Regions from separate parts of the Mus musculus genome. Here regions 1, 2, 3 and 5 are each linked to region 4. A link is a loop called in an ENCODE intact Hi-C map of the cell type or tissue named here. Cell type or tissue: left cerebral cortex. All regions are shown on one strand. Region 1 overlaps Zscan22 (zinc finger and SCAN domain containing 22). Region 2 holds the start of Zscan18 (zinc finger and SCAN domain containing 18). Region 3 has its middle 9.3 kb from the start of Gm30645. Region 4 overlaps Zfp606 (zinc finger protein 606). Region 5 holds the start of Zfp128 (zinc finger protein 128).

Region 1 (5,000 bases), 420 kb after region 4:
GGTAAAGCCTTCAGTCGCGTTGCCCACCTGACACAGCACCTGAGGATTCATACTGGGGAGAAGCCTTATAAATGTGAGGAATGTGGTAAAACCTTCAGCCGCAGCACCCACCTCACGCAGCACCAGCGAGTACACACAGGCGAGCGGCCCTACGAGTGTGATACTTGCGGCAAAGCCTTCAGCCAGAGCACCCACCTGACACAGCACCAGCGCATCCACACCGGGGAGAAGCCCTACAGGTGTGATGTGTGTGGGAAAGCCTTCAGTGACTGTTCAGCTCTGGTCCGGCACCTGAGAGTCCACTCTGGAGAGAAGCCTTATCAATGTAAGGACTGCCCGAAGGCCTTCGCACAAAGCTCCTCCCTCATTGAGCACCAGCGCACTCACACAGGTGAAAAGCCTTATAAATGCAGTGACTGTGGGAAAGCTTTTAGCCGCAGCTCAGCTCTCATGGTGCACCTAAAGATCCATATCACCGTGACTCGAAGCACCCCTTAGAGTACAGCACAGCCTCCCTGAGAGGATTGACATCTAAGAAATCTGATAATTGTGCTACCCAGTGTCTAAGGGGTTATCTGGGAACACCTCTACATTTGAGGTCCCAGAGGAAATCCCCTAATGAACACGGATTCAGACCAATTGGTGAAGCTTCTAGAAGCTTCCTACTGCCCTCTGTATCCCACTCAGGCTGGTCCCAGAGAGAAGATACTAAACTGATGATCTGCATTATTTCTTGGAACCAGAGCAAGTAAAGCCAGGTGTCTTTCCAGGCTCAGATGCCCCAAGATCCTCGAGGCAGGAAGACCCCAAGCTTCAGGTTCTCACATAGTTACTGTTCTTGCCGGTTCCTTGCTGGTCAGCCTAGAATGGCCCACTCTGTGCCTTCGTACCTGCTTCCCCACAATATTACTTTATGCCTAACTCCAAGACAGACTTGGGAGGCTGCCTCTCCATGCTATCCCTCTCATGTTCTCCCTGCTTTAATCCACAGTGTCTGTCTTCTCCTCCCACGTCTTCCTTCCACATCTCAGGCTCCAGCCCTGTGGATTCACCGCAGGCTCATCTCTAATCTAGCCCCTCCTGCAGTATCACCTCCTGTGAGCTCACCTTGGGCCTCCCACTGGATTTTTATCAGGGCTCTCCTTTCTCACCTCTTCCTGCCTTCATTCCATCCCCACCCACTTTCTTCCTGGCGCATCTCTTTCTGCTACCCAGATCACAGTGAATCATTCCATGACACAATATGTTGTCAGTGAGTCACCTCTTCAACAAACAAGCATGTCAGGATATATGTCATTTTGGTCCAAGCAATTACTCTAGGTATCCTGAAATGTTGTCAAAGGAATGTTGTCATCTGTCTTTGAGCACAGTGTGTGAAAGTGATTTCAAAGTACTGGTCTGCCTGTTGGGCAAACTACACTCCTTGTCTGTTGTCTTATGTTTGCTCCAGACCTGGCTTCCTCTTGCCTCTTCCACTCCTTGTAGCCTTCACCTTCCACATGTCAGCCATACATCCCCCACCTGTGTGCCTTCTTTCCTCTATGATGTCTCAGATGTCCTTGAAAAGCTTCCCTAAACACTTTGACCTGGCCTTATTTTGCCTGACACACTCTTGCTTCTGGGGTACCCCATTATTAACTATCTTAAACCTCTTTACCATGTCATTGTGCTTACACTTCTTAAACAATGCATAGGCCAATGCTCCCAAAGTATCTTATGCTGTGGACACAGTGCACAGCTAACCCTTCCCAATATCTCTAGGGTGAGTGTGACCAATACCTCCCTTAGGTAGTCACTGTCCTCCACCCCACGTTTCCTTCATAGAGACATTTATGGAAGAGCCCCTGTGCCCATGTAAGTCCAGCTTCAGTGGTCAAAACAAAACATTGCTATACTGAGCCTTCCTTGCCTCAGGGCCTGTAGCCCTGGGTACCACGGATTTAGAGGATGCCAGCACTCTGCCAGTCCTAAACTCAACCTGTTAACTTTGCTTTCCTTTCCCTCAGAAAGACAATCCCCTGGCTCCTGGGCCTCCTGACTTCACAAGGTTTTCTTTTCAGTCATGAATATACGTGAGCTACTATATTTACATCCATTAGCTTAATACATTTTGTTTTCCTGAGCCTTCCATGTCTCCTCTTGTGGCTTCACCTCATTGACTACACAAACAGACCCCACTCCCACCCCCAGGATAACTGCAGATTGGAATATTTCAATAAAAAGTAATAAAATCCTACCACATGGGCAGGGACTGCATACCAATTGGGCTTCTCCAACATCTGCATTTCCTTCTGTGTTGCCAGTGGAGGGAGTCCTCCAAGCAAAGGTTCACATTGCAGGCAGGCCAAACATAGGGCTGTTCCAGAGGTGCCAGATGAAGAGTATTTAGATAGGACTAAGAACCTTCCCCAGTTTGTAGGGCTGCAGATTCCTGTATCTGTGGTGCAGCTGTGCCATGAGGCAGTTTGGAAACAATGTGTAAACACAAAGTTCAGACTCACGGATCTCCTTTTCACAGAAGGTCAAGCCAGACTCACTGGCACCTACTGGGCTCTGATCTCTATAACAGCTATGAAGCCTTTAGTTCCAAGGCTGTCAGACCCAGCACCAAGAGCTGTAACACAGGCTACATTGGAGGACTGAGAAATCTCAATACCTAAGATTGCCTGTTCCATACAATGCCACCTGCCCCTGTGGGCTGAGGAATCCATACATTTAGACCTACAGGAGCTCTAGCAGTAAGGTGAAGACCCAACTTTTCACAAAGGGTGATAACACTAGGGGGCGCTGGTCTGTAGCTGTTTTTACACAGGGCTTGAAAATTAGCTGCAGGCAAGCACGGAAGGAAACCTGCTATCAAGCCCTTGAGTCTATCTGTAGAGCAGAAGCACCACAATAGGTTGGTGGTTTACACAAAATTGCCTAGTCCAAGGCTACCCCACCTGTCTGGTCACGGGCCATCTTCACCCCTACTGACTGTTCCCAAGCTTCAGCCTAGGCTGGCTATGGGGGCTATGTAGGACAGGATACGGCTGTCCTTTTTGTGCAGGCGCGAGTCCCTTCTGCACATGTGTGTGTGTCTTCATTGTCTCTCAATGGACACTTGGAGCTACAGTGTCAGACGCTACCCTTATGGGAAAAGCAGCCAAGAAACATTTAAGAAAGAAATGACCTGAAGGACATGTTCCTGAGACTAGCTCTAGAACTTTCAGGGAGGGAGGCAATAGGTTCCTCCAGCCTCTTTGAGGTGAGGACATTGAAGCAGACAGAAAATGCCTTAAGCCGACTGGAAAGGGAAACAGCAAGTTACAAAGGCCTGGAAAGTGGGTAATGTCCCGGCGTACGCCAAGAAGTGTGCTCGGCTCTAAGAGCCTTAGACTACCATGACTGGTAATAGGTTGGGCTCCCTTCATGAGTTTCAGTCTCCCAGCCACTATAGGATCCAGGAAGGCGTCAGATCTGCACGGAACTAGATAGGCAAAGAGAAAACGCTGCAGAACTGTAGGGAAAGGCAGGAACCGGAAGTGTGCTGTTTCTTATCTCTTCCCTAATCTTACGGTCCGGGAAGGAATGGCAGCACCATTAAGGGCCTGAAGGACTCCGTCTTGGAGACCAGAGCTGCAGGACTAGGCAGAATGTCTCGTTCTCATCGGTGGCTTCCAGCTCGAAACCAGAAGCGGACACATCCTTTTCCCCTCCGTCTCTTAAGTGTTGGGACGGGACCAAAAGCGGGGTAGGGGCACAGCGCAAGGCCTCGTGGGAAACGTAGTACTATTACATCCCTCCTGTGTTATGGCAACAGAGTTAGACGCACCTCCCACCCCCACTCCCCAGTGGGCTATTAACCTTCCTTAGTAAGGAGATAGTAACCGCAGAAACGGTCTACCACTCTCCCACCAAGCTCAAGTTAACGTTGAAAGACTTTTTTTTTCTTTTTTAAGATTTATTTATTTTGCCAGGCAGTGGTGGCACATTCCTTTAATCCCAGCACTTGAGCACTTGGGAGGCAGAGGCAGGTGGATTTCTGATTTCGAGGCCAGCCTGGTCTACAGAGTGAGTTCCAGGACAGCCAGGGCTACACAGAGAAACCCTGTCTCGAAAAACTCAAAAAAAAAAAAAAAATTATTTATTTTATGTGTGTGAGTACATTGCACTGTCTTCAGACACACCAGAAGAGGGCATCAGATCCCACTACAGATGGTTGTGAGCCACTTTGTGGTTGCTGAGAATTGAAAGCAGTCAGTGCTCTTAATCACTGAGCCATCACTCCAGCCCATGTTGAAAGACTATTGAAAAGCCCTAAAATGTCCCAGTGAGTGTGCCACCCTCCAGGCTAGTGAAATCCTGGCTCTAGAAGTGGAATTGACCACTGAGTATCAAAGTTCACTCGGTAACTATATGTGCATCCTGCATGAAGAAGAACCAACCCTCGCCCCGTGGTGTGAAACCTATTCTCCTGGTCTTGGATAGAATGACCTGGTCAAGCCAACTGCCTTTTGTTGGTTTTCATAACATCCTCCATCTATCCTATAATTTTTACCTTCATCTGATTTTGTTGTTTTGAAACAAGATCTCATATAGCCCAGACTGGCTAAGAATATTGAGAGCTGGGCCTAAAGAGATGGCTCAGTGGTTAAAAGCACTGGCTGCTTTTCCAGAGGGCATGGGTATGTTTTCCAACACCTTCATGGTGGATCACAACCATTCATAACTCCAGTTACAGGAATCCATTATCAACTTATGATACCTCTATGAGCATCAAGCAGGCATATGGTATCCATACATTCAAGAAAAATACACACCAACTTAAAATAAAATAAAATAAGGGCTGGTGAGATGGCTTAATGGCTAAGAGCACTGGCTGCTCTTCCAGAAGTCATGAGTTCAATTCCCAGCAACCACATGGTGGCTCACAACCATCTATAGGGGGATCTGATGCCTCTTCAGGCAGGCTGAGGTATATGCAACAGAGCACTCATGCATTAAATAAATAACTTTTC
Region 2 (5,000 bases), 290 kb after region 4:
TATTTATAGACAGGTCACTATAGGCCCAGCAGCTCTGGCTTCAGTATTTGTTCACTATGCCTTTTATGAAATGTATGTCTTTATTAAAGGGCATCCTATGTATGTCTAATGGCCAATATGGAATCTCATACCCATCTATCTGGGGTCATTTAGGACCTATGTGAAGAATAAATGAAAGAATAGAATAACCTAGCTACAGGGACAGCCTCACCCCTACCACCTACAATGGCAGTATTCATTCCTTTTTGCCCCAGCATCTGCACTGAGGATCCTTAGACCACCCACTAGCACTTAGCATTTTCTTATGATCTCTTTATCTCTGAGGGTAGGTAAACTGCCTGCTTTCCTTATAGCTGTCAGGTAAGAGCTCTACCTGGCTCCATCGTGTCATCCTCTGTCCCTATCTTCAACTTCCTAACATTATTGTTTTAAACCTGTGTTTCAACCACTTCATGTTCTCTTGATTCTTCTTTTTAAAAACAAATTTCCAGTTTCCAAGATCTGTCTTACTTTGGGTTTCCTTCACTACCTCAAGTTTAAAAATGCATTCCCTCATTCATGCTCCTAGAACAAAGGCAATATAAAGCCTCAGATAACATTTTAAGCCCTTGAGGTTGTCTTGATGGAGACTACTCACCTTTGTCCTATAGCAAGGCAGCCAGAGTCCTAACATGTTTCTATGCTACTGCCTTTCCGCCAGCCTCCACTCTAGGCTCTTTTCTTTACCCACATTCTACCTCTGATTCTCCTGGAGCATCTTTTGATATGCAGTGTAATGTCACCCTCAGTGAGACAACACAGCCACCAGAACTCTGGATACAGAACTCTATGTAACAAATGAATAGTTATGTGGGCACAAAGTTAACTGTAAACTTGCTAAGATGTCCACACACACAGGTTTATCAAACCAGGCCTTCTTGGGGGCTCATGTCATCTTCGCAGTCTCACAAGCCTCTACATGTACAAAGAATAAACCCAAGGTGTAGGTCGGGAGAACATTCACAGTGCGTGCTGGGCTCAGGTTCTACCTACAAACTGACATAGCTGCTCCATCCTTCTTGCTCCAAATTCCTCATGAAGTTCTCCCTGCCTAGAGTCCCTAACTGCTCCTCCCCACATCCACTTCACCACTGGGGTCATCACATCACCATCACCTCTGCTTCTTTTCAGGTGGCACAGCAGCCCTCAGTCAACTGTTTGGGATCCATCTCCTCCTCTACCTGCCCTGCTCTGCTCTGAACACAGAAGAGGTATGGGGCCCAAGGACTAAGTAGAAGCACACATAAGCCAATAGCCTAATCAGTGGAGGACCCTGTCAGCCCCTAGGAATAGGAAAGAACCATGTGCCCCCATTTCCTTTACCTAAAAAGAAAACTCCTATGGCAAGAGGAGGCAACCTGAACAGCCAGACCCCCCCCCCTTCAAAATAAACCTCTGGGTGTCAGGACCAGGGGAATAAGACCACCTTGAGAATCTCAAATGAGCTCTACTCCTAAGCATGCTTTACTTGTTCTACCTGGCCCTAGACCTGGTTACACTGCTACAGGGACTTACTAGGCAGAAAGAAGACCTAGGGAGACCAAATAGCCTGAATGAAGTCACACTCCCAGTACAAATAAGACAGAGATTGTGGCACACCACGATGCAGAATGACCCCACCATTTCATGGCTGCCCAAAACTTCCCTTGGATGGGTTTTCCTGGACTCCAGCCTGCAGATTTCAGGAGACAAAGAAGTATGGGTCAAGCAAGTATTAAGGGCTACATTCTAGGCCTGAATACTGAAACTGAGAGAAGTGGATGGGTGGACAGCTGAGCTAGGAGAATCCAAAAAAAAATCCTCATTGCAGCTCTTGCCTTAGCAGAAAACAAGTCCACCTTCTCAGGCCCTGTAAACCTTTTCTAACCACTAGGATCTGATGATGATGAACACTAATCTCACTGGGACGTCAGAAATTAATCACTCAGTCTCCCCTGTACTCACAGATATTAACATAAATTACAAAAAAATACAAATGACCTTTAAAAGAATGCAAAAGCACACACAATGGATCATTATTAAAAGAGTTGCTTTCTGTAATCTCTGCCAAGAATATGCCCTATATTCTCATATGACGCGACACAGAGTCGAAGTCGAACAGATGTCCTAAACAAACTGACCAGGGTTGCCAAAAACAAACAAACAAACAGACAAACTCAAATTCACAGACCCAAACATCAAGATAAACAAAGGCTCACTTCGATATTGGGCCTTATTCTGGCTCCAGAGCAGGAGAGAAAACCTCCACAGGATACTGCCAGAATGTGGAAGGAAGATCTTGTAACATTCACTGTGGACTCTGAGAGGCTGGCTGAGATACAAAGCAACATAAGGGAGGGGAGGGCTGAGCATGGAAGCAGTGGAGGAGGAAAAAAGAAAAGGCAAGGAAATGGGACAACACTAACCAACTCTGCACAAACAGTAGGAAGGACTTCTACGACCTTGGAAAGCCAGCCCGCAGTGGTCCACAACACCTCTTACCTGCCCCTCATAGAGTAGTACTGGGAAAACTAATGTCCTTTGCTCCTCTCCAAGCCCTCTCGGTCAGGACAGCACCTAAAACACCATTTTCACGCCTCTTCCGTGAAAGGGGTCCCTACACAGAAGCCCAAAAGTGTTCTCTACCCCCATAACAGAATGGACCCCTGCATTCTAAAGCCCCGTGTTACCCCTCAGTCCAGTGGAATCTCTCCTAGAAACCTCCCCCACTTTCCTACTCTCCCACCCCCATGGATCTACGGATACCCTCAACCCTGCCTCTCCAGGACACAAAGACAGGGGTCCCCAAACCCTCCTTGGCCTTTATACGCTCATCTTTCCCCTCTGTGGACTTCCCATCCCTACCAAACCCTGCACCCACCTTCACCTAATGCCCTCCTCTCTTCCTCAGCAGCATTCTCCCACCCTGAAGGGTCCGGTGGACTCTACCCCAAACTGCATCTAAGAAGCAGTAGCACTGGGCCTTCACCCAGTCAGGATCTCTTAACCTCGCCCCCTGTCCGTTGCACACCTGGAAACCACAACCCAAGACCCTCGCACATCCCACCTGTCCTCCAGATACCTCTTTCCGACACAATACTAACGTACTGCGTTACCGAGCCACAATCCCGGGAACACGTGGTACTTCCCACTCCACACGTTAGAGCCACACCCCCAATCCTGCCTCATCCCACGCCTCACTCACACGGTGCCCGCTCTACACGCTGGCATTGCTACAGTCGCCTACAGCGCTCTTGGGCCACACCCCCACCCAAAAGCCTGCTCAGTCCTGCTCTCTCAGCCTCAAATTCAAACGCAGCCAAGGCCACATCCCAAGGCCACATCCCCACGCAAGAGCTTTTAGCTCCCCTCCGCGGCATAGCACCTGCGGCGACACTGCCACGGTGGGACACCCCCCCTCCCCAGGGTCTCTGCTCCTGGCTCAACCCACACTAGGCAGGTCCATCCCTCCGCCCGACCCTGTACACCAGCCAAACACCTACGGCCCCGCGTAGAAGGCTGCCAGGCGGCCCGACCCACCTGCTGCGCAGCGATGCCCCTCTCACTTGCGCAGTCTCGAACACCGAGCGCCGATGGCGGCCCGCTGCAATACGCGTGCGCGGCCTGCAGCGCCGTAAACTGCGACCCCCAGCGTGCCGCGGGGCCGTTCGCCAGACCTGGGCGGGGCGAAGCTGCTGTGACCGCACCGCCAGTCAATCAGAAAAGGCTGTCTCCGCTTCGCCTCCACGTGCGCCCGCGTCACTTCCGATGCCATGGCAACGGAGTAAACAATCGTACATTCCCACCCCCCCCACCCCCACCCACCCCCAAAAAGGAACCTAGGACCACCAGAACCTGAGAGGCGGAGACAAAGACTGAAATACACAGGCTTAAGAAACAAAAACTCTCAGGCACCTTGAGACCCAAAGACAGTAAAGATCTAGTCTACAAGTCCAGAGATGAGACAGAGAAACTGAGGAGATGGAGACTTAAAATGGGGATCCTGCACAAATGAAGACTCAAGACCATGAACAGTCAAGAAACAAGTGCGCAGACCTACTGTGGGCAGACAGAGCTAAAAACCCCACAACCCTGAGGCAAGGCTTCAGAGAGGGAGAGACTGGGAGGAAGGCACTGAACAGACTGGCTGAAAACAGTTAAGGTTTCAGAGAGTAAACTGAATTCAAACACCTCACCAGATTTTTGGTAGATTTGATTGAGCAACAAGACAAAAAGGAAGAAGAGGAGGCTGCTCCTGCAGAGATGGGAAGGAAGCTGCTTTCCACAGCAGAGCTTCTGAAAGCCAGTTTGTTCGTCTGACATGGTTTTTAAAATGTGTAGCTGAACTGCTTACCACCGAAAACGTTTTTATTCCTTATTTACACACACAAAAAACACTTTATTCTGTTCTGATAATTTTAACTAATACCACGATCAAGATGGTTTCACTACTCCTTTTTAACAATCACATCACCACCACCTCTGACCTCTGTTGTGTGGGCCCCCAGTGCAGATTCGTTCCTATGGATTTCATATAAATATAATCTTATAGTACAGTGCCTTTTGAGATGTCTTTCGCTGTATGTAATTCCTTTGGAATCCATTAGTATGTGTGAGTTTGTTCCTTGTTACTGCTTAAAGTTTAGTAATATACAAGTTTAAACATTCACCAGTTAGGCTGTAGGCTTGCTTCCAATTTTTTGATATTTAATAAATGCTATGAAAATTCATGTTCACGTTTTTGTGTGAACATTACTCACGACACAGTTGCTATGTCATATAGTAAGCATGAGCTTAATGTGAAAAACTAAACCAATGGAAAACTGCCATGCCCTTTTCTAGAGCTGTGCCGTTTTACACTTAACCACCAGTGTATGTATGAGTCCATTTTTCCACAGTCTTGCCAGTTTGGGTGGTTATCAGTCTTTTGGCTGTCCTGAGTATACTTATCATATTGTAGTTTAGTTCCATTTCCCTAATGG
Region 3 (5,000 bases), 2.0 Mb before region 4:
TCAGCTTCCAAATGCTGACACCATTGCATACACTAGCAAGATTATGCTGAAAGGACCCTGATATAGCTGTCTCTTGTCAGAGTATGCCTGGGCCTAGCAAACATAGAAGTGGATGCTCACAGTCGGCTATTGGATGGATCACATGGCCCCCAATGAAGGAGCTAGAGAAAGTACCAAAGAAGCTAAAGGGATCTGCAACCCTATAGGTGGAACAACATTATGAACTAACCAGTACCCCGGAGCTCTTGACTCTAGCTGCATATGCATCAAAAGATGGCCTAGTCGGCCATCACTGGAAAGAGAGGCCCATTGGACACGCAAACTTTATATGCCCCAGTACAGGGGAACGCCAGGGCCATAAAAGGGGAGTGGGTGGGTAGGGGAGAGGGGGTGGGTGGCTATGGGGGACTTTTGGTATAGCATTGCAAATGTAAATGAGCGAAATACCTAATAAAAAATGGAAAAAAAAAAAAAAAAGAAAAAAAAAAAAAAAAAAAAGATGGCCTAGTCGGCCATCACTGGAAAGAGAGGCCCATTGGACTTGCAAACTTTATATGCCCCAGTACAGGGGAACGCCAGGGCCAAAAAAAATGGGAGTGGGTGGGTAGGGGAGTGGGGGGGGAGGGTATGGGGGACTTTTGGGATAGCATTGGAAATGTAATTGAGGAAAATACGTAATAAATAAATAAATAAATGAAAAAAAAAAAAAAAAAAGAAAATCTAGGTAAGTATAAAAGCGTACTCACAGAAAACCGGAAGGAAAATAGAATAAAATAAAGCCTGTCTTGCAAGGATGGTCCAGAGAATTCCATAAACAATGACTATGATGACTGACATATTTGCCGACCCAGGAGGATGTCAGACAAACGTTACAGAACATGGAGCCATGAAGTATCCTGACTGTGGACAAAGTCATGTCATCAGAGAGAAAGCATTTACAGTGATGACTTGAAGACCTGAGATCCCCAAACATACCTTGGCATGTCTCCAGGCAGTAAGAATCAGGGAATAAAGGAAATGGAGAAGAAAATTCATTACATCTGAGACTTGGCATGCAGAGAACCTGTGTGAGGTAGTGGTCTAGTTATAGTAAGAAAAGACCATGCAACCCTGTTAGTTTTAAAAGAGGAGGAGGAGAAGGAGGAGTGCCATCCCTCAGATCTAGGATAATTCCTCCATCTAGGAGTTGGTAAATATAAAGCACAGATTGCATAATCGCACAAGAGTAGAATGTTTGGACACCATCAAGAAACTCCCACTTCATCCAACAGTAACACCTATGTTCATTCATAGACTAGGTTACATGATCCCCAAACAAATAGAAAACTATCTTATTCCTCATCTCAAACACATCATAAAACAAGACCCATAATAACTCTCAACCTCAGTCACATTTCCATGTCTCATGCCTCACCTGTGAGGTCTCCAGAAACTCTTTCCCCTGGATGCTGTACTAGAATGCTTACCAAACATTCCTGCCTGTTGCACTGTGAGGCATCTTGGATTTACCATGTCCAAAACCAATTGTTAATGTTTCTGAGAAATATTCACCACTCTAAATTATGTTCAACCTTTCAGATGCTTACTATTGGTATTTTGTCTAGGCTCTGCCCCATAGTTACCTGGCAACAGCCAGTGTTCCCGACTCACTATAAAAGGGGCTGCTTGCCCCCTCCTCACTCTCTTGCTCTCTTCTCCTCTTGCTCCTGCTCCCTTACCCTCTTCCCTCTCTCTCCCCATTCCCCTCCCCTGTCTCTCTCCACATGCTTGTGGTCAGTCTCTCCTCTCTCTCTCTCCCTCTCCCTCTCCCTCTCCCTCTCCCTCTCTCTCTCTCTCTCTCTCCCTCCCTTCATCCCTTCCTCCCTCTCCCCCTCTGCCTTTCTCTGTCTCCACTCACTCAATTTCCTTCCCTATGCCCCTATTCTATACTATACCATCATGTGGCTGGTACCTCAGGGGGAAGGGATGTCTCTGCATGGGCTGCAAGAGGCACCCCCTTTCCCCACACCATACAGCAGCTCCAGCAACCATATTCCTTCTTCCTTATCTTTTTATAAAACACAACACTTACCAAATGGGGTAAGGAGTAGTGGGACAGCACTTTCTCAACTCCCTACTTTCACAACCCCACTTGATAGAGTAAGAAATCGATGGTTTCATCTCCAAACTTATCTCTAGAATTTAATGACTATCCAGAATACATTCCAAGCTCCTACTGACCCTGGGCAGTTTCTTCTGAGTCAGTTGTAATATCTTCCTAGCCCGAGTCCCTGCTTTGGCCCTTATCATACCAATCCCACATTTGATTGTTTACTGAGTGAACACTGGAATGTGTTTTAAAACCCTTTTAAGGTGATTTCTTTCCATCATTTAAAATGCTTCTTGGCTCCCCGATGAGGGTGCTCTTAGGATTAGAACTTGTGAAAAGAATGACTGCTACAATCTCTGGGACCTACATAGGGCGGGAGTTTGAGGCAGAGCAGACACATTTTTCAACTGTTCAATGCACTTGCCAAGCCTCTGACCCTGTCCTGTTTTGTTTTGCCATCACATTGTCTTACATTCTAACATATCAGTTCTCCCACCCGCAAAGCTATCTTAAAAGCTGTTCTGCACAGCAGCCACTGGCGGATGTATTGCGTTGATTGAGTATAACAGGTGAAGGTTTGAAAACTTAGGACCCAGGACCCACCTCTGCTGGGCTCAGGGCCATGGCTATCCCCTGACTGAGAGTCATAATAATGTAGGAAGAGTGGAGACCGCTGTCACCTGGCCTTAGAAACAGGACCTCCTGGCACCGCCATCGCCCAATACCCCCTGCAGTGGCAAAAAAAAAAAAATCTCCTTTTGCTACTTCCTGCAATGATAACTCGAACCTGTACCTAACCTTAATCTATAGAACCCTAAGATGCGTGACTCGCGGAGGAAGATGTCGGAAGTCCGGCCTAAACGGAAATAATCCCCATAGTGCGCGCTGGATTCTGGGCAATGTAGTTTCTTCAGAGAGAGTGCGACACTGGGGTGCTCACTTTGGAACCAGTAGGAGCCTTAGCAATGAATACATGGCTGAAGGTTCTAGTAAAGCTCCCAGAATCTCGCTGCGAAGAGTGGCATCTTCTTCCTTTGAGAAAGTCCAAAGAATAGGGAGTGAAAATGTTGAGACAAATTACATCAGATATTCCTCTAACGAACACACCACACCAAAATCACTGTGTATTTATTTACCACTCTTATGTTATTCATTTTTAAAATAAGTAAAATATAAAACTCTAAGTCAATTGTCCAAGCTTCAAAGGTGAAAAGTTTCCCAAGCCATAAAGTAGAAGAATGGTTTTTGGAGAGATGTTTTGGAGAGATATTTGAGTTCCCCGGTGGACTAACATGGGGCACCTCCTCAGAAATAAATTCCCAGCAAGGCGGGGAAAGGGGGAGAAGGCCAATGAGAAGAATGTCAGAATATTCTGAAAGCAGGTGGTCGATGGAAGCACCTTTCTGTATGGTATCCAACGTGGGGAGGGGGAGTAATAGTCTTATCCATAAGGCACTAGCCCTCAAACTGAGATAAATCTATTTCCGTTTAGGAATATGCCATTCTCTATTTAAAAATGAGAACTATTCTAAGTGTCCCATATGCAAAGATAAAGGGTTAGTATCGTCCTCCTGATAGCCTGTGTGCAAAGATAACATCAGAATGGGGAAATGCCAACTTAAAATAGCTTACCTCATTTCACCTATCATATTACAAGAACAACATTAGAATGGAAATTTCAAATGCTTTGTGGTGTAGGTGGAAATTTGAATTGTTCAGAAAACTAAATGTTAACCATAACCCATTGTCTTCACATGAATATGCATATTCCTGAAAAAAAAATGACAGGTAGAAAGAACTAAGGCATGGGAATAACTTAAGAAGATACTAAAGTCTATGATGTGCTCAAGCTGAGGAGAGGGGTGCTAGAACTTTGACCAATTCAGAGCTTAGGCCTAAAATGTAACTTCTTTGTATTCTTGAAAACTGAGTGAATGTGTGGCACACACTGAAAAGGGAGGATAGGGAACTCTCTCATCACGGGGTACATAGCAAAATTTTGTATCCCTCAATTAAAATTAAATAATGATGAGTAATATTACCAATTGGAATAATTCTTGAAAATATTGAATGTTGGCAAAATGGTAAATATACATAGGGTTTCTAGACTATTGTGAGTTGTTTCTTTTTACGCACCCAACAAATATTTTTATATACCTACTGAATTTCAGAAATTATTGTATGTGGGTGGAATGAATTTGGAAATAATGGACAAAGACACATGTCACAAAATAACTTCTACTCAAAAAAGGAAGACATATGATAAACTCAATATTGTATGGTATGCTGGAATGCTGCAACATGTTAGCTACAACAGGGATGAGAGAGGATAAGCTGGGCATGGTGATACACAGCTATAACAGCAATTTGGGGTGTTTCAACAGGAGAATCAAGGCCAGTCTGGGTTTCATAGTAAGAGTCTGTTTCATAGCTGCCCCCTTTGAATCAGAACATTCCAGTTTGGAGGGAGGAGAGGGAGAGAAGCTTCATAAGATTTGAAAAGCTAATAAAATTTTCAAAGCTCAGAAAATGAGAAGATTCATAAATTCTCTGTGAAAGCTTGTATAAACAGTAAACAATTGCTGGTTATAGGAGACTCTTTAGCTATGTGAGCTTCCTGCAAGCTGTATCAGGACCTACAGTGATGAAGCTTTTGTGAGTCATCACCCATGATTGGATGTATCTTGGCAATGCAGCTGTGATTGATTGGAGGGATCTTGGCAATGCAGCTGTGATTGGAAGGATCTTGGAAATGCAGCTGTCTTTGAGTCAACTGTGCTCTTCTAACCTCTCACCTAGTTCCTAGAATAACTCAATGAAACTCATTGGTTCATAAGCTATACTTCTGAGCATCTTCCAATCTCCCTCTAACACCCTGTTCCTCCTGAAAACCTGATATTCACTATTCTAC
Region 4 (5,000 bases):
ACTGATACAGAGTTTCTTTTCATGACTCAGGCTCAGTTAGCCACACCCCCCGCCCCCCATTCTCTCTTTCCAGTTTTGTAAATCTTAATGTTTCCAAATGGAAATTTTTTTTTAAAAAATGAATAAAATTTTAATTTATTCTGCTTACTCTCTACTATGAAAAGGAAAAAGTAGTTTGAATATTTAGGTCTTTTACTTGTAACTTAAAATAATGAAACGATAAAGTAAGATAATGTGAAATACCAAGATAAATGTTTTAAAGTAGCATCTCTATTTAACTTTATGCCTTCCCTCACATTAAAAAAATAATAATAAAACCTCCTCCTACAGTTTCAAAGCTGACAGGTGAACTGCATTGAAAGTGTGCTGTCATCACATGGCAGTCCCACTGTCCCTGGGAAGCAGAAGGGCCTGGATGGAGGGATACAGGGTGATGGTTATCTGGCTTCAGAACTTGAGTGGCCAAGGCTCACTGCTGTCACAATATGAACATCATTTCCACATCCTGTGACAAAACCATCAGCAGTAAAGGTAGGCTAGGAAGACTAGCGGGTCACGAGTCAGTCTCGGGAGAGTACAAGTTAGCTAGGATCCAATGCTGTGAAGAAGCCTGACTAACCGCTATGCTGTACTCTATGGTTAACCTATGTGAGCGATTCTGAAAATGACTAGTTATTGCTGAGAAAAATAAAACAGTTAAATAACAACACTTTGTAATGTCTGAAGAGTTGTGATTTCTGAGAACGCAGTCCTGGCTCTCTTCCCAGATCACTACTTTGGAATTTTCCCTGTTGGAAACTTGGACTTTAATTTTGAACTGTTCTTGTATTGGTTTCTTAAGATCCTCCTTAGCCTGGAACTTGCTATTGCGTTGGCATGGAACTCAGAAGAGATCTACTCTACTTCCCTCTGCCTCCCCGGTCCTGGGTCCAAGGCATTCGTCACCACAGCCAGCTAGAACTTCCCAATTAAGCAGGATTGTGAGGTACACAATGAGCCTGTTGTTCCTGTATGGCTCTCTCCAAGTTAATTACTGAAATAAAGCATTCACCTGGTGGAAACATCAAAAGCTGCCATCTCAGCTGTATCTTGGAAATGTGTCAGTAAAATTTTATCTAGTAGAACCCTAGATCCTGTTCTTTCATAGAATAGTGAAAACAGTTTTAGTGATAATATCCCAGTTTGCTTAAAAAAATAACCAGGGAGCTTACCAAATCCGCAAATGCTCTCTATAATGATCCACCAAGGCTTTCTACATGACAGTTGAGAGGCTTGGCTAACATGAGTGCACTCGTTATCCATTATGTGCAAAGACTGTTTTCTACGAAGATCTTGTGTTGAAATGCTAATACTAGCCAGGTATGATAGGACATGCTTATAGTCTTAGCACTTTGGAGGCTAAGGCAGGAGAACCATGAGTTTGAGGTCCTGTCCTTGAAGTAAATAAATAAATATAAATAAGCAAGCTGGGGACTGGAGAGATGGCTCTGTGCTTGAGAGCACTTATTGTTCAGAGGACCTGAGTTTGGTTCCCAGCATCCATGATAGGTGGTTCACAACTACATGTGACTCTAGCTCCAGAGGATCTGATACCCTGCTCTGGATTTGACTGGCACCTTCACACAGTGCCATACATTTACACAGACACACATGCATAAATAAAAAAATAAATATTAGCCCCTAGCAACAACAACAAACAGAAAAGACTGACTAGTAAGATGGGCCAGCAGGCAGTATGCTTGCCAACTAACAGTCCTTGGTGGATGAAGAGAGCTGACTTCACAAGTGTCCCATGGCATATACCCACACAGGCACTAATATAAATTAAAAATATAGCACCCAAAACATATATATAGAATTAATAATGAAAAAACTTATGAATGCCATAGGTTCCATGAAGGAGGAAACTTGGGGAGTTGAGACAGTTAGCAGCTTTATGAAGCAGACAGCTAAGATGTAGTTCATCAGCCTTAGGCCCCATGGTTTAAGTGTGGCTAGTTTGCAAACATCCCAGGAATGCCTAGGTAAAGAAAGGCACAACATACATACAAAGTAATATATATACAAGGACATTTGCAAGAATTTGAAACATTTCCGCAAGTCATTCCACCATATGACTGGAAGATACAGGCCCGGCTTGTGAGCATTACCTGTGCTCTGCAGTCTCACCCCAGTACCTCAGGTAACTCGGAACCCTTTATTTCTTCCCTGCTCTTGGTGATGAGGATGTCCTCCGCAGAAACTGCTGCCTACTGCCATCCACTATCACTTTCAGCTGCTGGGTTTTTCATTTTTATTTGCAGACTAAAGGTATTTAATGGGCCTTTATCCCTGAGATGAGGCCTCCTTTGATTTTGTGGCCCCAACATGGTATATTCACCTGGAGGACTAACTGTCTTTACAGGCCTAGTTTGATATTTCTTTTTAAAATTCTGGATATTTTTTGGCAAGCTCTGTAATTACAACAAAGTATAAAGAGTAATTAAACCCTATCTCTGAATAAACAGCTACTGTAGCCAGGTGTGACGGCATATGCCTTAAATAACAGGACTAGAGAGGCAGAGACATTCAGACATCTATGTTCCAGGCCAGCCTGATTTGTATATCAAGCTCTAGGCTAGGCAGGGATGCATATAGAGACCCTGTCTCAAGAAACAAACCACAGAGGGAGGGAGACCTTCCCTGACAAATCCTGTAGTTAATTGTTTTACCATATTTGCTTTATTTTTCAGTCTTTACTTAGTCTTCAATCTGTTGGAGAAAGTGAACATGAATGGATTCCTTGTATACAGAGTCCATTTTTATATGTAGAACTTTAGGCAATACAATCTCTTTCACAAATCTACAACTAGCTTTGAAGGTTTTTGGTTTTGTTTATGTGTAATGGGTGTTGTACCTGCATGTTTGTCTATGCCCCGAGTGCATACAATGCCTGTGGAATCCAGAAGAGGGCAGTGGATTACCTAAGACTGGAGTTACTGCTGGTTGTGAGCTGCCTGCCATGTGGGTGTTGGGAATTAAAACCAGTACTGTGCAACAGCAATCAATGCTCTTTACCCTGGAGCCATCTCTTCAGCTCTGTGTGTAGTTTTTTAAAAGCCTACTTTGATAAAGTTTGAGGTATTTTCTCATTGGTAGAAATAAACAGGTCAGGTTTGTTCTTTCTTACTCCCAGGAACTACCCTTCACCAAATTCCATTCTACCCATCCTTTTATGGATGGGCTTCTAAATCTTCTACTGCTGTTCTCACTGCCATTTCAGCCAAAGCTGTGCCAGTGTTCTGTTATCTCACGTTGTATATGTTTAACTGCTTGCTTATGTATGACCCTAGAAGCAGAATTTTACTGGGTCTTGGGATTTAGGGAGTGTTGTTGTTGTTGTTGTTGTTGCTGCTGCTGCTAGTATCTCCATGCTGGTCTCCTATAACTGCAGCCACCTCCGTTCTGAGAGAAAATACCCATTTTCTTACATCTTTGCTCACACTTAACATCAGGTGGTGGTGTTGTTTTTAGTTGTGAGGTCAGAAAGGTGCTTGTAAATACATTACTTTAGTTTGAATGTATTTGATTGCTAGTATGTATTTTTATGTATTTTTTACCATCTGTTTCTTTCTCTTTACCTTGTGCTCCTTAACTCCCAGATAGTAGATTCAGCCAACTCTCTGTCTGGAGAGGTTTCAATGCAAATCAGAACAGGATGCTACAGGACAAAAATTAGTTCAGTGAGGGAGTGGATGGAAAGAATTCTGTACTGGAAATAGATTCCTGGGCTCCTATCTCTGCCAAGACTATGACACACAAGGGGGATAATCAGACAGTGTTAGTTATCTAAGAAAACCAATATTCAGCAGAAGAGTCCAAAAAGAATATAAAGGATAGAACTACTTTAAGAAATAATATAGAACTGGGTGGTGATGGTATACACCTTTAATCCCACCGCTTGAGAGGCAGAGGCAGGCAGATCTCTTGAGTTTGAAGCCAGCCTGGTCTATAGAGTGAGTTCCAAGACAACCAAGGATACACAGAGAGACTCTCTTGAACACCAATAACACAGGGTATCATAAAAGATGCAAAAGCCACCAACCATAAACAAAGATACACTTAATAACATCAATAATCATCTTAACTTGCAAGAGAATAACTGATATCTTCATATATATGGTCATTTGTGTGTGTGTGTGTGTGTGTGTGTGTGTGTGCACAGGACATAGGAAGCATGTGGAAAAGGTGGTTGCTAGAAATTCGAGAGTTATGGAGGATGAGATAAAGAGAAAGAAACAAGGACTAGAAACTCCAGGGTGGTAAGCATGGCCTCTCAGCTTGCCTAAGAAAATTCATTGTGCTTACATTTTTACAATTCTCTGTCAAGTTGTAGAAACAACAGGAAATTTGAAGGAAGCAGGTCTGGGTCAAACTTCAACAAGAAAAGTAGGGAATTGACTTTGTCACCAATGTTGGAGAGTATTTTATGAAGAGAGTATAGTATGTTCAACACTTTTAGGTGCTTTGTGTGGAAAAGGCGAAGGCGGATATCCACATCCCAGCTTAATAGTCTCAAAGCAGCAGGGTGAGACCTTGCTGAAAATAAGATTCATCAGTGCATGTGCATTCTCCCCAGATGCTTCAGGATAGGTCAGCAGCAGTGATGGGCTCCAGGGAGACTGAATGTGTCAGGGTGTCTGCAAGGGTTCAGTTTGGGGTTATAAGGCAGTCTTTGCAAAAGAATCAGGGGTTTGTGTAAAGTAGATCATCTTCGGAAGGTAGAGTAAATCCAGTTCTGTTGGGCAGAGTAAAAAAAAAAAAAATGTATATTGAATACTAGGTAGTGAGGGCTAGTTGACAGGTTGTTGATAAGATGTGATAAACAGACACAAAGGAGGGCTGTGGGAAAAGTGGTATGGGAGGTGAGAAAAAAGCCAGAAGCTGTGGAGGGGAGTCAGAGGACCCCAAGAGTGCATCTGGTGCATTCGTGATACACATATGAGCCCAGCAGGTTTGTC
Region 5 (5,000 bases), 400 kb after region 4:
GCAGAGTGGCAGTTGGCTACTGCTGGCCACCACACATACATAGGCAGTAAAGGTTCTTTTGCCAAGATGAGGTTTTGAGAATTAACCAAAGTTAACCAATCAGATGAGAGACAAGTTAACCAATCAGATGAGAGACAAGTTAACCAATCAGATGAGAGACAAGTTAACCTATCAGATGAGAGACAAGTTAACCAATCAGGTGAGAGAGAACGCCTCTCCTAGGCCTATATAAGCAGCGCCAGTTCTGGGCTTGGGGTCACTTCGACTCTGCAATCAAGCTCTCCCAATAAACGTGTGTGGAAGGATCCTGTTGCAGCATCGTTCTTCCTGGCCAGTCAGGTGCACGCAAGACTTGCCAAATTTGGATCAACTTTCCTTAGCCTAATGTTTTCCTTTTTTTTTTTTTTAACATCATAGACAAAGGTAAGAGGCAGGATTACTAGAATACTTTTGCATTCATTTTTCAAATGTCTTTTATTTCCCAATTCAAAATAAGACCCTTTTTGAAAAGGTTTTTGAATAGCTTCTACAGTGGCTGCTACAACTTGAGAGAAGCTGCCAATAGCTTGAGTGGCTGTTAGCCAATTTCTAACAATCACCATGTTTTACTGGTGCTGTAGCAACTCTACACTGGTGGCTCCATCAAACCCAACCTGCCTGATCAGGTTTATCACCATCAAAGTTTTCACCAAATTGTGCTGTGCTTAAATATGCCTAAAATAAACTATTTGGGGTCAGACTTCCAAAGTTTGAACCAACACTAACTACTTAGTCCTGTTGTGCCTGAGCTACCCTTTAGCCTCCTGTGGATCATTACTTTGCTGGCTCTGGTGACTGCAAGGATTCCGGCAGGTCCCAGTGTCATACTTCCTCCAGCATGGTTGCACCCCAAAGAGCATCATCCCCAACTGTTCTAATGCCTGAGACTACAGGGAAATATCTCATTCAAACCCACTGCACTGCTTGAAACTGAGGCAGGTGAGCATAGGAGATAGTTTAGTACACTAAGACCCCCATCCCCTATTTGATTTGAGATTATGAAGACACAGTCCTCTTGCAGTAACACACTTGGGAGCCTTCAGTGTCACATACTATACACACACACACACACCTCTCCAAACAATGCCTCTAGTAACCTCAGAACTTCTAGCTATATCAGGCTACCCATACTTCCATCTCTGAACAGTAGTATAAGTTTTCCCGTCCTTGGCAATGTTCAAATTAGACAGTTTCCATTCAAGTATATTCTCAGCATTGTCTGTGTATGAAGAATGGAAAAGCTGATCTGGCCTGACCTAGTTTCAGATGCATACACAAGAAAGGAAAACTGTGCCCTCTGTTACTTTTAGGGAGACCCTCCTATTTACCTTATGCTGATACATAAGGGCACACTTATGTTTAAAATCAGATGCATTATAAAAAGGACATGCACAGTAGAGAAAACGAATATATGACTTACTCTATCAATCAGAGTAGAGAACCACCCAAACTACATATCTAGTAATCAGCACCCCCTTCTCCTGAACCCTATAAAAGGAAGCCCTGAGCAATAATCTGGACACTGAGAATCTTCACTCCCATAACTCATTGTCAATCTTTAATAGCATACCTACATAATATGTAATTTCACTTTTACTCAAATAACATTATCTTACTTTTTTTCTGTAAGCTCTTAAATTCAATTCTTTGGAAAAGAGGCCAAGAACCTAGAAATGCCCAGCCCAGACCCAGAGCACCAGTTATGACACTACTGTCATTGTCAGACTGGTGAGGAAGATGCCAGGAGAGAACAAAGGAAACTACTAGGCTGAAAGGAGGGAGAGACAGAGAAGGGAGGATGAGAATAAAAGGACCTGCTGTTTGCTGGACTGCAGCTCTGTATTAGAGCACTTACCACTCTTGCATAAAGACCTAGGTTCAATATCCAGTACTGGGGAGTGGGGATAGTGGAGGAAGGGCAGAGCCTGCTGTTCTACACCTGATAGTCTCTGTCTCTTTAAGGGTATAGTGTATTTTTGGTCTTTTTCTATTACATCATCAACCTAGTGAAAACTAGCAAAAGCCCATTGTTTCCTTCCTTCTTTCCTTCCTTCTTTCCTTCCTTTCTCTCTTTTCCTCTTTCTCTCTTTCCTTCTTTCTTTCCCTTTTCAAGGCAGGGTTTTGTAGCCCTGGCTGTCCTGGAACTCACTCTGTACACCAGACTGGGCAGGAATCAGAAATCTGCCTGCCGGGCAGCCGGGTGTGGTGGTGCACGCCTTTAATCCCAGCACTCAGGAGGCAGAGGCAGGCAGATTTCTGAGTTCGAGGCCAGTCTGGTCTACAAAGTGAGTTCCAGGACAGCCAGGGCTATACAGAGAAGAAACCCTGTCTCGAAAAACCAAAAAACCAAAAAACAAAACAAAACAAAAAAACCAACAAAACAAAAAATTCCAGCAGCAGGTCAGATTGACCAATTCTAACACCAAGACCTTGCCGCTGCGCGCCCAACTCACGGTGCAGATGCATATATGCCCTGAACTCAGCCGTCAGGGCGGGAGGATTATTTTCCAGGCAACTCGAAGCCCAAGTGATGCCCGCACCCGCAGGTAACGGAATGTAAGCTGACCTCTGCTGGTACCCAGACCTGATCCTTAAACAAGACCTGTGAGTGGTTGCACTCCCTTAGACCAGAGGCCAGGCCTTCCCCGATTGGTCAACGTTGGGCTGGCGCTAGCTTCCATTGGTTAAGTGCTGCGTCTCGGCGCGTGGCCTTCTGGGAATTGTAGTCTCAGTGTCCCTGGCGCTGCCGCCATTGTCCAGCGGGAGGCCAGTCGGGTGGTCCCCAGGACGGGGCTGAGTTTAAAATTAGGGTGTCCTTGGACGTCTGTGGCTAACCTGTTGGCCTGGAATGGACCACCAGGACAAAGCAGCAACAGTGGCAATGGCCTCGCGGCCGCAAGCAACACAACTTCAGGTAACAAAAAGGACAGATTGGACTCCGAGTCCTGCTGTCCCCGACAGAGTGACCTGTAACCCGCGGCGCTTTTTCCACAAGAGAAACAAGCGCTGTGGCTCAGCCTCCGAGCCTGGGTCCAAATCTAGTTCCCTCTGTGTGCATGCTTCAGCCTCCTGTCTGCGTGCCATGGGGTGGAGGGGAGGAGGGTGGTCATTTCCCTGAGGACTGACAGGCTCTGCTCAGGGGTTCGATCCCACTCTGGCCAACGCCCTCCCATTTATCCCGAAAGACGGTTCTCGGAGATGACAGGTGACTGGCTAGCATTACAGAGCAACCACATTGCGGGTACGGTCCTCAAAACATGTCCTAAGGCGCAGAATCAACCGACTTTTAAGGGAACCTCCGCACCATGACCCCTATTTTGCAAGTAAGGCATAACTTCACGGGGCAGAGGTACCAAGTTAGGAAAACAGAAGTAACTAGTAAGGGTCACGCCCTTCTGGGCCTTGGGAAAACTGGTAGGTGTGGCTATCAGTGTTTGTCTAGCTCCTGATCATCAAAGTCTGCACTTGTAGACAAATTGCTTATTCTGTTCACCGTAGTTCACCTAGCAGAAGCCAAGACCATTTCATACATAAGTTCTGCAACTTTGAAATTATGCTCTGGAGGTCAGGAGGTGGGTATTTGGTTTGCTTGGGGGAAATTTGCGTTAATTACATTTGGTGTGAAAAGTAAGCTTATGATAGTCTTAGATTGCAAATGATCAGATTCATGTCATCTCAGTTTTTCATGAAATGTGACCAGAGTGTAGAACTGAGAACTGAGGCCTATCAACAGCTATATGAATGAGCCATAGTGAAGGTGGATTCGCCAGCCCCAGTCAAGTCTCAGGTAACCGTCATGAGGCTGACAGTTTGTCAAGGAGTAAGCGATGAGACGGGCGGGAAAAGAGGTGTGTTTAATCAATCTGTTGTCGTGTTTCAGGTAGTACACACAAAACGTAGTGAGACCTGAAATAAACACTACTTCATGGTTTCTGATGGGGTAGGAAATCAAGAGTGACTTAGTTTATGGATCTACCCTAGGCTCTTAAAGTTATATTCAAAATGACAGTCCAACAGTTATTACTTGAGACTTATCAGAGCCTAGAAGACCCACTGTCAAGATAGTTCATTCACATGCTGTTGGCAGGAGAACTCAGTGTTTCTCCTTGTAGGCCTTGCTATGAAGCACTTAGGTCTCACTGTGTAAAGTGAAGTTTCCTATAGAGTGGTGTGATCCAGAAGATGGCAAGGTAGAAGCTGTGTTGTCACCTGTGACCTCAGCTCAGACTTTATGCTGTCATTTCCACAGTATCCTATCAGTTATAGAAGTCAGCATGGTTGCATGCAGATCGGGGGTGGGGAGGGGAGGGGGGGTTACTAAGGGGCCATTTTGGAGACTAGCCTCCACAGGAGCAAGGACCAAATAAGGAGACCCTAGAGGTCTAGTACATTAGTTTCTTGTGGTTGCTGTAGCAAGTATTTACAAAATGTGTGGCAAAAGACAATGTACATTGTAAGCCAAGAGTGGTGACGCATGCATATAATCCAGCAACATGAGTGACTGAGGCAGGAAGATGATAAATTCAAAGCCAGGCTGGACCCTCTCTCAGAATTAAAAAAAAAAAAAAAGGTGCGGGGAGGGTGGGGGGGACACAGTCTAGAGATGAGAAGTCAGAAATGAGCACCACTAAACTAAGCAGAGCCATACTTCCACCAAGTTCTAGGGGATGTTCTCTGCTTTTCCAACTATAAGAGCTGTAGCCCCGGCACTCCTTGCCTTGTGGCCTTTTATCTAGCCTTAGAGCAGCAATGTAGCATCTCGCTTAGGTGATCACATTACTTTCCAACTTCTCAAGTCTCACGCCTATCTCCTAAATGTGTGGTTGCATTTAGAGGCCACCCAGATAACTCAGGACATGTGCCTGTTTTGTCGTCTTTATCATATCGGCAAAGTCTATGTTACTATTGTAATATTCATAAGTTTCAGGAGCAGGTACCTGGATATCTTTGGGAGAGTGATC

The links. Hi-C counts contacts between places; a loop is a spot of excess contacts. Peaks named below come from ENCODE experiments on the same cell type or tissue, not always from the same donor. Only the 100,000 strongest peaks of a DNase experiment are listed, where the experiment ranks them.
Region 1: it touches region 4 in a loop (7-fold over the local background); 3 of 42 quality-filtered maps call a loop at or near these places.
Region 2: it touches region 4 in a loop (2.1-fold over the local background); 9 of 42 quality-filtered maps call a loop at or near these places.
Region 3: it touches region 4 in a loop (4-fold over the local background); 2 of 42 quality-filtered maps call a loop at or near these places.
Region 5: it touches region 4 in a loop (2.4-fold over the local background); 8 of 42 quality-filtered maps call a loop at or near these places.

What each region holds. Positions count from the first base shown.
Region 1 is chr7:12,906,824-12,911,823 of GRCm38, forward strand. Zscan22 (zinc finger and SCAN domain containing 22) reads left to right here. Exons shown (of 3, transcript NM_001290436.1): 3 at 1-2,260. The coding sequence ends at 498. Among named protein-coding and RNA genes, the nearest start is that of Zscan22, 12 kb to the left of the region's middle. In left cerebral cortex, CTCF peaks have their summits at 2,781 (motif pointing right) and 4,927; DNase peaks (open chromatin) are centred at 1,154, 2,794 and 3,638; H3K4me3 peaks cover 1,130 bases; H3K27ac peaks cover 1,157 bases.
Region 2 is chr7:12,777,014-12,782,013 of GRCm38, forward strand. Zscan18 (zinc finger and SCAN domain containing 18) reads right to left here and starts at 3,659. Exons shown (of 7, transcript NM_001017955.3): 1 at 3,559-3,659. In left cerebral cortex, no CTCF peak of the experiment used is centred here; DNase peaks (open chromatin) are centred at 2,347, 3,223 and 3,694; H3K4me3 peaks cover 1,561 bases; H3K27ac peaks cover 428 bases.
Region 3 is chr7:10,478,068-10,483,067 of GRCm38, forward strand. No RefSeq gene overlaps it. Among named protein-coding and RNA genes, the nearest start is that of Gm30645, 9.3 kb to the left of the region's middle. In left cerebral cortex, no CTCF peak of the experiment used is centred here; DNase peaks (open chromatin) are centred at 2,958 and 4,789; H3K4me3 peaks cover 634 bases; H3K27ac peaks cover 231 bases.
Region 4 is chr7:12,483,196-12,488,195 of GRCm38, forward strand. All of the region lies in intron 4 of Zfp606 (zinc finger protein 606), which reads left to right. Among named protein-coding and RNA genes, the nearest start is that of Zfp606, 7.4 kb to the left of the region's middle. In left cerebral cortex, a CTCF peak has its summit at 2,940 (motif pointing right); DNase peaks (open chromatin) are centred at 816, 3,004 and 3,720.
Region 5 is chr7:12,878,408-12,883,407 of GRCm38, forward strand. Zfp128 (zinc finger protein 128) reads left to right here and starts at 2,771. Exons shown (of 4, transcript NM_153802.4): 1 at 2,771-2,953. The coding sequence starts at 2,888. In left cerebral cortex, a CTCF peak has its summit at 2,812; DNase peaks (open chromatin) are centred at 1,795, 2,248 and 2,709; H3K4me3 peaks cover 1,821 bases; H3K27ac peaks cover 808 bases.